2 separate regions of the Homo sapiens genome follow, and region 2 is linked to region 1. A link is a loop called in an ENCODE intact Hi-C map of the cell type or tissue named here. Cell type or tissue: Calu3. All regions are shown on one strand. Links, peaks and the distances in the headings refer to the core of each region. The heading gives the core; the rest is flanking DNA. Region 1 has its middle 370 kb from the start of HSF2. Region 2 has its middle 24 kb from the start of HSF2.

Region 1 (8,315 bases), core at 316-8,315:
CAGTACCAATGAAGAGCTCTGTGTTACCCAAGAGTGTGGTGTAGCATGACATTCACATTAATCCTCACCTTCTTCATCCACAGAGCATGTGGCGGCCCTCAGATCCTGTCCTCAAAGAGGCCAAGGAGCACAAGAAAACCATCAGCCCCTTGATATTTTCTGCTTTGACCAAAAATAATGCGAATAGCTTTTTCCTCTTTCACAATGTCTCACAGCCCTTCCCAGAATTCTGGGTCACGTAAAAGGAACACCATTCAGAGCTATCTAACCTAAATTTAGGCAACTATATTGTAGCTTCTTGACCTAATCTGTATTTCCCTGAAGTGGAATCTTACTTCTTAATCATTCCCACCTACCCCCATTATAATATGTATCGTTGTAGTACAAATTGTATTTGTTTAAGGAAATTGGGTGCCTTTGGGGGATTTCCTCTTCAGGAGTGGAAAAGACAACCAGACAGGGAAGTAGTATTAATAGATCAGAACACATTCAAGATTGAGGAGGATCTTGGAAACCTTGATCCATCTTTTTTTTTTTATTTTACAGACAGAAAAATTGCAGTCCAGAGGTAAGGTACCATAGGCTGGGACAAGGGAAGATACAGGACAGAATGTGAAAGAAGGTTACCAGAAATAGAGATGTAGATAAATTAATGAGTCAGCTCAATTCTTCTATCTTAATCACCACAATATTTCACCAAAATTAAGATATCAACAGTTGTAAGGTGTGAAAAAAAGCACTGCCCATTAAATTTTGACAAAATGCTAAGATGTCACCACTGTAAGATATATCTCAATTTCAGATTTGTTAAGTATTAAACATATTTCGGTGTCTTAGAATTGAGAAACTCTGATAGCAAACTTTCCAATCAAAATTCCTATGGCACAACAAACAAAAATTACAAAAAAAATAAAAAACAATTTCTATGGCAGATGGTGACATTTCTAGCCTACTTTTAAAAGTCAAGAATCTCTTAAACACTATGATACCACTATGATACACAATCAGAAATTATATCCACTCAAGACTCTAAAACTCTTATTTTTTTCTATATTATAGAAAAATGAACTTACAATTATGTGTTTGGGCTCATTCAAAATTTTGGTTACAAAAAATTCCAATGATATGTAATTAGTTATTCATATTGAATGACTATAAACCTCTTATATAATTTGAAGAGGTCACAAACCACAGACTTCTACCTTCTGCTTTATTTCAAAGCTTATAGCAGTCTAAGTAACTCTGGAAACATTCAGATGATACAAAATGCACACTTACTTTTATTTTGTAAGCATCCCTTAAACATGAGTCATTAGATAAATTTCTTGTTCTAAGTAAATTTACTGGATTATTATTAAGTAATAAAATATTAAGCCAAAAATGGATAATGAGAGCACATGCTCTAAATTGAAGGAAGGAAAAAATAAGAAAATATGTGATGTAGTAAAGTGCATGAACATGTAAATGTTTTCCAGCCTTCTTAAGTAGGAACTGTTTTTTCTTTTGAGAGTACATTCTTGCATGACATGCATGGAATAACATTTTGGGGGTGTAATTAGAAAAGCAGCACTGAAATCTACCTTCCTGCAATGTGGCATGACTTAACCCTAAGAGGAGGAGTATAATATCAAAGCATACATTTTGCTTTAAGTTGACAGATCACTTGGAATCGTCTCCCAACAGACTTACTATGGTTGAGAAATGCATATTTCAGATTTGTCATAAGAGATTATCGTATGTTCTGCTCACCACATTGCGTCTAGGTGGCCTTTGGGTTTCAATGCTGGGAAGTACACTTCTTATATTTCAGAATTTAAGAGCTTTTGGAAACAACAACCTCATTGCATTCTTCAGAGGGACATGTTACACAAACACTCAGAAAATTACATAGATTAATATAGACTCAAGGAGTCTATATTCAAGGCAAGGAGTTTAATGCAGAAAAACATCAAGACAATATTAAAAGATTCCATACTCCTGACTTTCTTATACAAATCTTGTGTATTGTAAACAAAACAAAATAAAACAGCTCCTTAAAAAATTCTACTTTCAGTTGTATTATCTCTTAGATGTTCTTTTATTAAAGTTTAGAGAATCTCAATATTTGCTATTCTTTTCATTAAAACTTTATTTGAGATTTGCTGGTAATGTCTAACACTGGTTTTATTTGATCTCACATTAAAGTCACAATACTTTTTAAGAGTACAGATGAAATATCATTCAATATAATTTTTCACAAATCTTTAGCAATGTATGGAAATAGAGGGGGCATCAAATGATATCAGAAGTAGAGTTTTCTTTCACACCTTTACTTCCTTCAGTTTCAGGGGAGAAAATGAAGATGATGTGCTTAAGTAAGAAATACCAGACAGAACAGAAGTGAGCAGGGTGCTATAGCTTTGCTGCTGGTTGTCTATTTGATAAACTTTTATTAGAACAGGCAAAAATATGCAAACATCAAATCCATCAAACTGACCAAACTCAGCAACAGTTAACCAAGATTACCCACAAGAAGAAAAAGATAGGAGTGGTACTATATGAATTAGCCATTGGGTGATCCCTGCCATCCAAAAATTGTCATCCAAAATTTTCTTCCTATTTTTTTTAATCCTCAAGGATTATTATAAGTGATTTTCACAATTGCAAAGTAAACTGAAGCTCCAGGAAAAGGATTTTAAAATAGTTTATGTTTAAATATCATAATTTATCTTTACCTACTCCTCGTTTTCTTCTTATGAAAACATGTGTTTTTTTAATCTTGTGGACCATCTTTTTTTTGCAGCCCAAGTAATTGAGATTGACCATGCAATTATTATGTCCAACCACCAGTAGTTCAATTTCATAATAAATTTTATCTTGAGTTTAAACACTAACTAATTCATCATGTACCAAATGACTCTCCTAAGGGTGCATATGTGTACAAGGGTGTGTGTGCATACCTGTGCATCTTCAGAATTGTAAAAAATTTCAATAGGCTACAATCCCAAAAGCGCAAATCTCTTATTGTAATTTATGTGCTAAAAATAATAGTGTACTTTAGTAAATTTCTGACCTACTGACCAACTTTATTTTCAGCAAGATTTCGTGTGGAATTTGTAATTTCATTTATTCAGCCTATTAACTAAGCTAAAAAGACTACGGCAACTCTGCAGAGAGTTACCTAATTTAGTTGTGTAACTGGAAATGAAGATGTGTCCTTCCCTTGTTAGAGCAAGCGGAAGGGATTCAACTGTGATGTTGTTCTAGGGACCTGCGTGGGATTCAGAGATGAGATGCCTTCTGGCTTACTTCACTGTAGGCCATCCTGGGAAATTTCAAGTCGTTCATAAATATACATACCAAAATCAAATTCTAAATTACAAACAGAATAAGATGAGTAAGCAAAGATCAAAGTGAAGAAGGTGTGGAATTTTGGAGTGCCAGTGGGTAGAATGGTGTGCCATGGGAAGGAGAGAGGAGCATCCTGGAGACGCTCCTTTCACCAACAAGGTAAGGGAGTGGTTTATCAAATTTCTTTGGTCCATAGGTATTGACAAACGTTGTGGGCTTCAGGTTCTAGCCTAGGGCAGAACAAAGCCGACAACCTGCAAAACTAGTTAGATCTCTTTTGACTGATAGGATTCAAAGACCAACTAATAGGTTTTATGGCACTTTCACACTCATGAGTCAGTTTCTTGACACATTTTGTCTCCTTGTTTTTTTTATCCTGAGGGCATTTATTTAAATATGTATTCACCACTGACATTTTAGGATATTCTAGAAAACATCAAAGCAGGAAATCTTGTTGAGCAAGACTTTAAACCACCATCCCAACCCAACACATACTTCTAATCTTTGATGCTAGCTAGACATGATTTTATGAAGACGTGAGCTGAGAGTCTTTTACAGCAGTGTGCGTATATGAGAATCAGACTAGTGGTGTTGAGAAAGTTTTAAATGTCATATTCAGCAGTTTAATTACTGTGTGTGTGTGTGTGTGCATGTAATCATGCTTATTTGGCTATTAACCTCAAGGTAAGGGATGAGATTTTTTATACTCATTGAAAGGGAACCTGGGCTAAAAAGTTGAGAGATGCATTCCTATTTTATGTGGCATTAGGGCTAAGTATGCTTGCTTTCCAATCTACAAGGGTGAGTGGAGGCAGAGCACACATATTTGTCGTGTATGGCACAGGCAGCTGAGAGTTGCAGTGAAAAAGGCTGAAAGGCTGAACTGCAATGTGGAAGGCTGAGACATGCTGGTCTCTTGACCCTGTATCTTAGATCATCTTGGTCAACAGTAGAGTATTGTTACATGATATCACACTGCTTCTCCTTTCATGTACTGGATTCATGCTTTTAAAAGAATTTATTGATGTTTCTAGTGCAGATTTATAACTACCAAATTCATCTTAAGTACTCACCTTGCAGGTCACTTCATACTCAAGGTTATAGACAGCATTCCTAAGCTTTGTCCTCATGGAGCTCATTAAGGAGCGTAGAACATAATGGAACTAAAGACTGAGACATAGACAGGTGGAAGTACAATATGGCACCGTTGGCCTTAGCAATGTATATAATACACCAAAGGATGGAAGGATAAATATTTGTTGAAATATTTTTGTTAAAACACATTATTCTGGACTTATGCACAAGCAATAAAAAGATAAAAGTAGACATATGAAGGATTGTTTCAACAAATAGAAAGGGCATTAATAGGTTTTGCCAAAATCCTTAAAGACATAATTTGTATATCTTTTGTCATAAAGTCATGTGACATATATTTATAGAGAAATATAAAAATACATGTGGGCTAAATGTTTGTGGCTAAAAATACTTAATAAATCAAGTGCCCTATTAGAATTTGGCTGGAGATGTTGATGTTATTTTAGTTTCCGTGAGCAACTACTAGGATACTTTTGGCAAATGAGGTGGTTAAAGGAGGGTCGTAAAAAATAATCATAAATTATTACAGGTTTTATGGCATACAATTCACAGTGTTTTCCAAATTTGTGGCCTAAGCTATGTATCTGTGATGGATGAAAATCTCATTTTTTAATTCCAAAAATTCACAAAATATATTTCCAGATTATTGTTTTCAAGGATCCTTTAGCAATAAAATAAGCAGTTAAAATGAATATCCTCTGCATCACACTAAGAAGCAGAGAATAACTTGTGGCTAGGTATCCCAAATTTCAAGTCAGGTTCCTTCTAGACACATCTGTGCACCAAATGAAAATGCAAAGCATTTCATTATATAGTATATCATTTGATTTCCAATTAATAAATGGAAGACTTACTTCTAACAGTTTCTTTCTCTGTTCACATCTAGATATATAATATGAAATGTGGAAGGAAGTTCTAGTTTGATAGTGTCTCAATTACAATTGCCAAAAGTAATTATCTATATTTCCAAAAAAGACAGTCATCTCTCTTTCAGGCAGTAGACAAAACATTTTAAATGGGTTTTAAACACTCCTTCTACATGAGTGTATCTCTTTCCCAATGAACCTCAGTACACTTTGTTATTAGCTATCCTTGCTGTTAGGCAGAGGAATTGCAAAATTTATTCTGCATATCCTTATCTTTACTACTATTGGAAAAGCAGAAAAGATTGCTGAAATAGCTTCATTTACTGAGTGTTGGAACAAACTTACCAGTTAAGAATAATTGTAGAGTATAAATAATGAAAAAATGTATTGAGGAAAGAAAGGAAAAATATTATATTGTCTGTTTTATAATTCAAGCTAAGATGGCAAGAAATGACTTAAAAATGTGTTTTGTTTTTAAATTATAGATTCACAGGAAGTTGAAAATGGAAAAAAGTAGTATTACCTTCCACTCAGTTTCCCCCAGTGGTTGCCTGCTACACAACTGTAGGACAGTATCAAAACCAGAAAAATCAACATTGCTACAATATTAATACTTTATCATGGGTGTAGATTTGTGTAATGACCACCACAATCAAGACACAGAACTGTGACATCACCACAAATGTCACTCTTTTCTCTCCTTATCCTTTTATAGCACTCTCCTGCCGCCATCCATAACCTCTGGCAACCTTTAATTTGTTCTCCATCTCTGTAATTTTGTCATTTCCAGCATGCTATATAAATGGAATCATACAATACACGGCCTTTAGAGACTGGCTCTTCTCCACACAGCATGGTACCCTTGAGATTCATCCAAGCAGTTGCATATATGAACAGTTCATTTATTTTCATTGGAATAAATGCCCAGCAGTATCAATGCTGGGTCATATAATAAGTGTATGTTGAATTTTTAAGAAACTACCAAACTGTTTTCCAGAATGACTGTAACATTTTACATTCTCCCCAGCAATGTATGAGAGATCCAGTTTCTCTGCATCCTCCCCTGCATCTGGTATTGTCACTATTTTCACTTTGGCTGTTCTAATAGGTGTTTGATGATACTTCATTATGGTCTCAGATTGCATTTCCTTAATGCTAATGATTTTGAACATCTTTTCATGTACTTATTGTCATCTGTATATCCTCTTCAAATAAGTTATGTCTATTTATTTTAAATATATTTATAGGATACAAATTGATATCACAGAATATCAAGTGATTTCTTTAAATAGTAAGTATATTTGTTAATCAAATATGTTGGATTTTTCTGTAAAGGGTCCTTGGTGACAACCCCAGGAATTATATGCAATAAAATTACAATGGATATACAATTCTATAATCAAGGACTGTTAGTCGAGTTTAAGAAACATTTTCAAACAGTAAAAAAAAATATAAATAGCAAACTCCCCAAATAAACCAAGTAAAATAAAAAGCTAAACCCTCAATGTTTTCCACATAATTTTAAAACCATGAGTAAGGTTGTAATTGTAAGACAATACAAAGGAAAGTCTGATGATAATGTTTTGTCTAGAAAAAAAATATTTTGTACAGAATAAGTTGATTTAATGAATGTACTCATAACAATCAGAAGGTGAGAAAAGGACATTTAATCTAATCACATTTCTACATAGAATAAGTTGTTCAAATGGGTTTCCTTTGTCCTTGTTTTCATTTCTTATTAGTAACACAAGGAAAGCTACTGACTCCACACACAATGCGATAAGTAGACTTATCATAGGGGAACCAAATGCTGACATGATAGTTATTGAAACTATATTTTGAAAGTAGCTGACAATTCTCCTGAATGATTCAATTAACTTAGGTGAAATTATTTATTAATTCATTTAGGCAGTATTCATTAAGTACCCATAGTCTATCTTAACTAATCAAATACTGTGTAAAACTCTTGGACATATGATATGAACATATAAAACATATTCCATGCTTTTCAGAGACTTAAAATACAATACAGGGAGACAGAATTGTATAAAGCTTAAGAGCACTAATGTTTCCTTAAAATTTTTTAAAGAAAAAGAATGATATCTGATGGTCCAGTATGGTTACCTCTCTGAACTTATAACAAAACTGTTCTGAATATTTACTCGATAGAGTTCATTTACACAGTCCTTTGTTCCTATTTATTTTCACTTATAAACTGTTTTTAAAGTCATGAAAAAAAACAGCAAAAAGAGAAAGATGAAAAGAGATGGTAGCTGAAAGCAACATTCTGTACCTAACAGTTATGAATTATGTTTTATTCATTTTGCTCTATTAATTTCTCCAAAAGATTGTAGTTATTTCTGGCTAATGGAAATACTATGTATATCTGTTGTGTACTGCAAATATATACATATTTTGGTTATTGAATACCTAAATGCATGTATAGATACTACATTGTATATGTGGCCCTGATATGAAAGGCATATTAGAATTTAAGAAGGCATGGTGGGTAGTCATTTCCCATAAATTTGAAGTGTTTCTCAGACTGAAGATCCTAAGGAAGAAAAAAATGCTTGTGTAAAGGAAGAGTGCTCCCTATAGAGCTGGAAGGATTTTTAAAGAAAGGAAATGGAAATGATTTTTCTGAATTTCACTCAGGACCAAATACAAGGACAAGAAAAGATGTGATCTAAGTAGATTTCTTAAGTGTTTCAAATTTGAAAGTGGTTAATGAAGTGTGTTAAAAATATCCATCTCTGAAAAATATCTAGAATAGAATTTCCCTTTCCAAGATCTAATAGATAAGATGAACTGGATTCCTTCTCCAGGTCACTCTAACCTCTGAGAAATCCATGTGTTCTCTTCTGTAAGAACAGAGCCTCCTCCTCTCCTCCCCTACCCTGATCAGGTGAGGCAATTGACATTTTGTAACTGCTTTCTTAATGGGAATACCATAATAAACAGTGCCATCTACTGACTAACGTATGTCATTGAATACCTCTCAATAGTAGCAATTATTCTTGG
Region 2 (8,343 bases), core at 1-8,000, 350 kb after region 1:
TGATAGAGCTGGAGAAAAAGAGAGTGGAATTTTATTTTTTACGTTAATACAATTCTATATTGCTTAACTTTTTTGGTATTGCTGTATTTTTGATGTAATCTAAAATTAATTAGGAGGATAATGAAACAGAAGAAATTGAAAGAGAAAGAAGGAACTGCCTCCTCTAAGCCTTTGCTCATCCCATTCCTTCAATGCCTATTTTAAAACATTTTTTCCTGCATGAGATCTCAACAGAACTCAGAACACCAGAGGTATTTTACTTATTGTCTAACACTATACATTTGAGACTTAGAAAGTCTTTCTTAAAATATTAGACTCTAGAATTACAGATTTTTCAAGAAGTGTTTACCATGATAATACTAATGCCTTATATTTGCAAAAAGAGGGGTTATTCACAAATTATCTCGTTACTTTATCTGCCATTAGAAAGAAAAGAGTAAAGAAAATGCTCACTGGAAAAACACAGACCTTAATTCAGTACCATAGTCTTAAACTTCTGGGTCAGTCAATCAGTCAGAAGAAAAAATAATGCAACCTTAAAGAATTAATGCAAATTTAATGAATGAAGATTTGGGGATTATTTGAACATAGCTACTTCTTTCAGAAAAGCAAGATAAGTTTTAGAAATTATTAAAATTCTCATATTAACACCCAAAAAGTGATTCTGTCCAGAGATACTAGTCCAGTGCTCATTAATCCACTGTTGTATAACTTTCTGCAAAATAATGCCCTGTCCTCCTGTGGCAGCTTCTTTCCTATGCGACAAACATCCTCAAAAGTATTTGCAGTAGAGGGAAGAGATTCCAAAATGTATATGCCACTGCATTCAGACTTCCTGTGTCTTTCACTGATGTTTGGGCAACGATAAGGATTGTTCAATGTTTGTGAAGACACAGCAGCAGTACATATCTTCAGGAGTTCATCTGAAGTACTTAAATGTAGATATATCTTCCATTCTACGCTGGTACCTGTATAATTGATCTTGATATTTGGATATTTATCATTCACTTGAAAAAACTGAAAGAAATAGATCTGATATATATCAAAACTTTATTCACTGAGGGCTAAGAATTAATTTTATAATAACATCAAAATTATACCTGCATTTTACTATATCCTAAGCAATTATCGTATAAATCTGAGTATCTGAAAGATATGACATATCATCTCAAGTATTAAATTACAGTAGAGAGATAGAAGAAGATTCGGTTTTATTCAGATTCCAAATAAAATGTAGGGTCTTTCAGAACTTTCTGTTGATTTTCCAATATAACTGTGCCTTGTGCACCATCTAGAGGAAAGATGTTAAATTTATACTGAGCAGAAACACTTGCATTGGTTGTGGAGACAAATTGAACAATCTCACCATGAGAGTTATAAACTAAAAACTATTTCATCTACCTAAGATGATTTTCATGTAGTCTTGCTGGAATATGAATTCCCATCTTATGTAGATGAAGTTAGATATCAGTTGGAATCTACCATGAATATTTATAGTTGCAATTACTTTAAACTGTTACTTGAATATAATTTAAATTTTAATTTCCCTTGGTAAATTAGAGGGCCTACAGCTAGATTTTCTTCTAATATTAAACTAAAGGTTATTTATTTAAAATTAAATATAACACTGTGTTATCCATAGTTTAAACAACCAAGAAAAACCCCTCTTTTATTTTCAATATTAAAAAAAAGACAAGCTCTGTTTTACTGACAAGGAAATCAAAATGTGGATTAGAAAAACTTTCAGACCTAAGTGTTCTATTACCAAAAAAGAGACAAGAAAAGAATTGAACTTCATCATCAAACACTTTTTCCAAATATCTTTCCAAGCTTCCTAGAATCCATAGAGCAAAGTGAGTTAAATCAATGCTTGCACTGTCTTCTATTAGTAAATATGTGTAATATGCAACTCTGTCTTTATAGTAGATACTCAAGTTATTTCCTAACAATAATTGTTACAATTGCTTTTAAACACAATTTTTTTAAATGAGATGAGGTCCCTTATTGTCTTACTATGCTATATCAAAAGCACCTAACCAGGACAAAAACTCTACGTCCTCATCTCTTGTTAATATATACCCTCTCTTCCTAATTAATCTCATTCAAAAATAAAGTCTCAGTTAATAGTTATATAACAATGACTCCAAATTAATATATAGAATATATTATCACCTTTGTATATTTAAAAGTAACTCAGCCTCTCTACTTGTATGTTTCAAAGATATTTCAACTCAACACATTCAGGGCTATTGTGTTCCTTCCTCCACAGTTTGCTTCTCTTGCCGCACCCCTTTGTTCAGTCTATGGCGCCATGAAACTTGAAAGTCATCCTTGAAAAACTCCCTCTTCCTGTTTTTCCATATCTAAGCCATCGTCCAAACCACTAATTTAACTCTAAGTAACTCTCAAATCTGTTCACCCCTGTCTATCTTTATTCCTAGTTCAAACTAACAACACTCTGACTTGGGCAATGGTCACAACCTCCAACCATCGCCTTGTATTATATGGCCCACACCCAGTTGACCACACAGCAGCCAGCCTGTTCTCTTTGCACTGCTTCTGCCTGGAAACCTTCTATAAGCTTTTAGAGGCTTCCCATTGCTCCTAGAAGTCAAGATCCCAGGCCTGACTCTGGTTAAGAAGGTTCCCCCTATCTGATCAATGCGTGCTTCACTGGTCTCAGGTCACATTTCTTTTCCTTTTGTCCTCCATGCTGTAGCCCCTGGAATTCTCTCAGTTTCTCTAAATACCATTCTCTTTTCCAAGACTAGAATTTGGTAAATGTTATACTTTTTCTTTAAATGCTCTTCCTCTTGCCCCATTTTCATCTAATTATTTTATTTTCAGTTATACTTTAGATGTCGATTCAAATTTGCTTTCTTGGGGAACCCACCCCCTGAGACTAAGTCAGGCACTTTCACTTATCCACCCCCTGGGGAATCCCCATGAGCATAGAAAACTCTGGTTTTGCTCATCATTACATTCTCAGCGCAAGGCATAGAGTTAGTAAGAACTTAAATATTTCTTGAAGGAAGAAACAAATATATGAATGAGAATGGTCACTTTGGTTTTCTTGCAAAAACAAAATCAAGGTAAAAGAAAGAGTACTTGTTTGTCACTTTATCTCCTCTCTTTCCCAAGACCCAATGAAAACAATAGTATAAGTAAACACAAAAATGGTGTAAACCAACAATGAGAAATAGAACAGAAAGTGGGACACTCAACAAATGATGTTAACAAATTTTCAGAAGACTGAAAGTAGGTGATGAACTAGTAACTATTAAAGTAAGGCAAAGGAAGATGCTGTACAGGACATACACGGAAAGGGAAGAAGAGGAAAGCTAATCTGTCCACTAGAAACCAGAGGACTGGGGAGTTTGAAGTGCCACTATGGTGGAGAGTTGAAGTGAGGCATGGCATAAAAACAGAGATAATTCGAAAGATTTCAGATAAAACATGTTACTTCCCCCCACAGCCACCTCCCTCCTTCAACCTCTGCTTTCTCAGAAGGTCCAACTGTCTTGCACTTATCCCCATCCTAACCCCAGGTGAAAGTCAGAGAGAGAAAGTGCTCACACAAAAGTGGGACAGAAAGGAAGAAGAAAGGAAGGAAAGAAGGAAGGAAGGACGGAAGGAAGGAAGGAAGGAAAGAAGGAAGGAGCCACCCTTCTCTGTATAAAACTCTGAATATACTTTGGAAGAACCAGGGCAGTTTGCATGGGAATGGAAACTCAGATATTTAGGAGTCTCAAATTATAGTGTTTAGTGCCCCACCCACAATGATAATGTTTAGTGCCCTACTCACATACCTTAAAACAAAGCTTTCCAGTACAATAACTGTATCTGACGGAAACTCACTTGGCTTTTCTATTACCTCTTTCATAAGTCAAATGGACAAGCAAGAACCACCAAGAAAAAAACCTGCAACATGGATGAGAAAAGCCAAAATAAGCAAAAATGACTCCAGAAAAAACACAGGTAATTCATCAACAAAAGGACTCAAAAAAAAAAAAAGATTTCTTATCGCATCCTGACAGATATTGGAGAAGATATTTCATATATTGCATCTATAAAACAAATAAAAAACAACAACAAGATACTATTAAAAAGTAAAAATAAGAAAGCAAATGTGTTATGGGAAATTAAAACATGAATACTAAAAAATCTTCCAGAATATAAAACTAAAAGATAAGCAATAGAAAATAGAAGATAAAATGAGATAAAGATGATTACTCCAAGATATCCAACATAAGAGGGAGCAGAGATAATAGAGGGGAGGTGATAATAAAAAATAATAATAGAAGAAATCTCCTACAGCTGAAGTACTTATTCAGTGAAAGTCCACAGATTGAAAGAGCCCATGGTGTGTCTGGCTCAATTAATAAAAGAAAGACATATGCTGAGCCATATCATTATAAAACCTCAAAACAATAACTATAGAGAATATATTTAAATTTTTCACTGTGGAGATAAAAACAAATGTTTAAAAAGGAACAGAAGATAGCCTATCATCAGAGTTATCAGCAGTACTTGGTGACAGAAAACAATGGAAGAAGATTTTCAAAATTCTGAAGGAAAATGATTTTCCACCTTGGAATGCATGTACTCCAGCACAACCATCCATCAAATGTGAGGGAAAAGAAAGAAATACTTTCAGACACATAGGCAATCAGAAAATTTAACTACCATGGTGCTTTCTGGTGAAAAACCTTTAGGATACATTCCTACAAAAGAAAGAAACAGACCAAGAGGGAGAAAAATGACAGGCAACAATGGGTCTTTCTCAGAAGAGCAGTGAAGTAGAGTCCCAGGATGACAGGAGAACACCAGAACAGCAAACTGTACTCTGTGGCCCGGCAAGATGGCAGTCTCCAGACAAAAGAACCAGGTGGGGGAAAAGTCCACAATGTCATAGACTGTACAATATGAACTTCGAACAAAATGTAAAATGAAACAAAGGTAAATGATGCAAGGAGGAAGAAGAAGCCAATTAGAAATTACAAGAAATAAACAATTGTAAAAGAAGAAAAACATAGATATAATGCACTACTTACCTCTCCAGTGAACGCTATTTACCTGATCATAATGACATTAACACTGTCTATTCAATTTCTTATTTTAGAATCCATTTATGGACCAACTATGAAAGCACTGTGGTTATAGAGTACAATGTAAGTGGAATGAAGCTCATTAAAAGTGAAAGTACAGTGACGAAAGGTGGCAGGTGGAAGGGAAAGTTGGAGAACTGAAGGGTAGAGTGGGGGTCCTGTCCATGTTGTGTGGAGTGGAAACAAAAGATACTCTCTATAGTTGGAGAAACAAGGAATCAAGGTTGTGTACATCTTAAAACTGCAGGAATTAAAGCAATAGATAGAAGATAAAATTTTTAATTGAAATACACTAGAAGGCAGGGGAATGTAAGAAAGCTTAGTAAAAATGAGCTAAGTACTCCTCTATCATAGTAAGAAGTCAATAAAGAATATCAAAAATTGATAAATCTTGGAATAGATATATAAGCACATTTTGGAAATATCTTAACAGTGTACAAGCTGTGTAACTGCCAAGTTAGTTAACCCCAGTATGCCTCAGTTTCTTCATCTTTAAAATGAGAATAATAATAGTACATATCTCATGGTGCTTGTGATGATTAAATGAGTCAATATATGTAATCTTTTTTTTATTATTCTTTAAGTTTTAGGGTACATGTGCACAACGTGCAGGTTAGTTACGTATGTATACACGTGCCATGTTGGTGTGCTGCACCCATTAACTCATCATTTAACATTAGGTATATCTCCTAATGCTCTCCCTCCCCCCTCCCCCCACCCCACAACAGGCCCCAGTGTGTGATGTTCCCCTTCCTGTGTCCATGTGTTTTCATTGTTCAACTCCCACCAATGAGTGAGAACATGCGGTGTTTGGTTTTTTGTCCTTGAGATAGTTTGCTGAGAATGATGGTTTCCAGCTTCATCCATGTGCCTACAAAGGACATGAACTCATCCTTTTTTATGGCTGCATAGTATTCCACAGTGTATATGTGCCACATTTTCTTAATCCAGTCTATCATTGTTGGACATTTGGGTTGGTTCCAAGTCCTTGCTATTGTGAATAGTGCCGCAATAAACATACGTGTGCATGTGTCTTTATAGCAGCATGATTTATAATCCTTTGGGCATATACCCAGTAATGGTATTGCTGGGTCAAATGGTATTTCTAGTTCTAGATCCCTGAGGAATCGCCACACTGACTTCCACAATGGTTGAACTAGTTTACAGTCCCACCAACAGTGTAAAAGTATTCCTATTTCTCCACATCCTCTCCAGCACCTGTTGTTTCCTGACTTTTTAATGATTGCCATTCTAACTGGTGTGAGATGGTATCTCATTGTGGTTTTGATTTGCATTTCTCTGATGGCCAGTGATGATGAGCATTTTTTCATGTGTCTCTTGGCTGCATAAATGTCTTCTTTTGAGAAGTGTCTGTTCATATCCTTTGTCCACTTTTTGATGGGGTTGTTTGTTTTTTTCTTGTAAATTTGTTTGAGTTCATTGTAGATTCTGGATATTAGCCCTTTGTCAGATGAGTAGATTGCAAAAATTTTCTCCCATTCTGTAGGTTACCTGTTCACTCTGATGGTAGTTTCTTTTGCTGTGCAGAAGCTCTTTAGTTTAATGAGATCCCATTTGTTAATTCTGGCTTTTGTTGCCATTGCTTTTGGTGTTTCAGACATGAAGTCCTTGCCCATGCCTGTGTCCCGAATGGTATTGCCTAGGTTTTCTTCTAGGGTTTTTATGGTTTTAGATCTAATATTTAAGTCTTTAATCCATCTTGAATTAATTTTTGTATAAGGTGTAAGGAAGGGATCCAGTTTCAGGTTTCTACGTATGGTTAGCCAATTTTCCCAGCACCATTTATTAAATAGGGAATCGTTTCCCCATTTCTTGTTTTTGTCAGGTTTGTCAAAGATCAGATAGTTGTAATGTGTGGTATTATTTCTGAGGGCTCTGTTCTGCTCCATTGGTCTATATCTCTGTTCTGGTACCAGTACCATGCTGTTTTGCTTACTGTAGCCTTGTAGTATAATTTGAAGTCAGTAGCACGATGCCTCCAGCTTTGTTCTTTTGGCTTAGGATTGTCTTGGCAATGAAGGCTCTTTTTTGGTTCCATATGAACTTTAAAGTAGTTTTTTCCAATTCTGTGAAGAAAGTCATTCGTAGCTTGATGGGGATGGCATTGAATCTATGAATTACCTTGGGCAGTGTGGCCATTTTCATGATATTGATTCTTCCTACCCATGAGCATGGAATGTTCTTCCATTTGTTTGTATCCTCTTTTATTTCATTGAGCAGTAGTTTGTAGTTCTCCTTGAAGAGGTCCTTCACATCCCTTGCAAGTTGGATTCCTAGGTATTTTATTCTCTTTGAAGCAATTGTGAATGGGAGTTCACTCATGATTTGGCTCTCTGTTTGTCTGTTATTGGTGTATAAGAATGCTTGTGATTTTTGTACTTTGATTTTGTATCCTGAGACTTTGCTGAAGTTGCCTATCAGCTTAAGGAGATTTTGGGCTGAGACAATGGGGTTTTCTAGATATACAATGATGTCATCTGCAAACAGGGACAATTTGACTTCCTCTTTTCCTAATTAAATACCCTTTATTTCCTTCTCCTGCCTGATTGCCCTGGCCAGAACTTCCAACACTATGTTGAATAGGAGTGGTGAGAGAGGGCATCCCTGTCTTGTACCAGTTTTCAGAGGGAATGCTTCCAGCTTTTGCCCATTCAGTATGATATTGGCTGTGGGTTTGTCATAGATAGCTCTTATTATTTTGAGATACATTCCATCAATACTTAATTTATTGAGAGTTTTTAGCATGAAGCATTGTTGAATTTTGCCAAAGGCCTTTTCTGCATCTATTGAGATAATCATGTGGTTTTTGTTGTTGGTTCTGTTTATATGCTGGATTATGTTTATTGATTTGCATATGTTGAACCAGCCTTGCATCCCAGGGATGAAGCCCACTTGATCATGGTGGATAAGCTTTTTGATGTGCTGCTGGATTCGGTTTGCCAGTATTTTGTTGAGGATTCTTGCATCGATGTTCATCAAGGATATTTGTCTGAAATTCTCTTTTTTTGTTGTGTCTCTGCCAGGCTTTGGTATCAGGATGATGCTGGCCTCATAAAATGAGTTAGGGAGGATTCCCTCTTTTTCTATTGATTGGAATAGTTTCAGAAGGAATGGTACGAGGTCCTCCTTGCACCTCTGGTAGAATTCGGTTGTGAATCCATCTGGTCCTGGACATTTTTTGGTTGGTAAGCTATTAATTATTGCCTCAATTTCA

Evidence for each region. Peaks named below come from ENCODE experiments on the same cell type or tissue, not always from the same donor. Only the 100,000 strongest peaks of a DNase experiment are listed, where the experiment ranks them.
Region 2: a loop joins it to region 1, with 2.6 times the contacts of the local background. A loop is called at or near these places in 2 of 110 quality-filtered maps.

The regions. Positions count from the first base shown.
Region 1 is chr6:122,025,525-122,033,839 of GRCh38, forward strand. It overlaps a transcript of LOC105377979 not described here. Among named protein-coding and RNA genes, the nearest start is that of HSF2, 370 kb to the right of the region's middle. In Calu3, for the core only: no CTCF peak of the experiment used is centred there; a DNase peak (open chromatin) is centred at 3,567.
Region 2 is chr6:122,371,559-122,379,901 of GRCh38, forward strand. No RefSeq gene overlaps it. Among named protein-coding and RNA genes, the nearest start is that of HSF2, 24 kb to the right of the region's middle. In Calu3, for the core only: no CTCF peak of the experiment used is centred there; no DNase peak of the experiment used is centred there.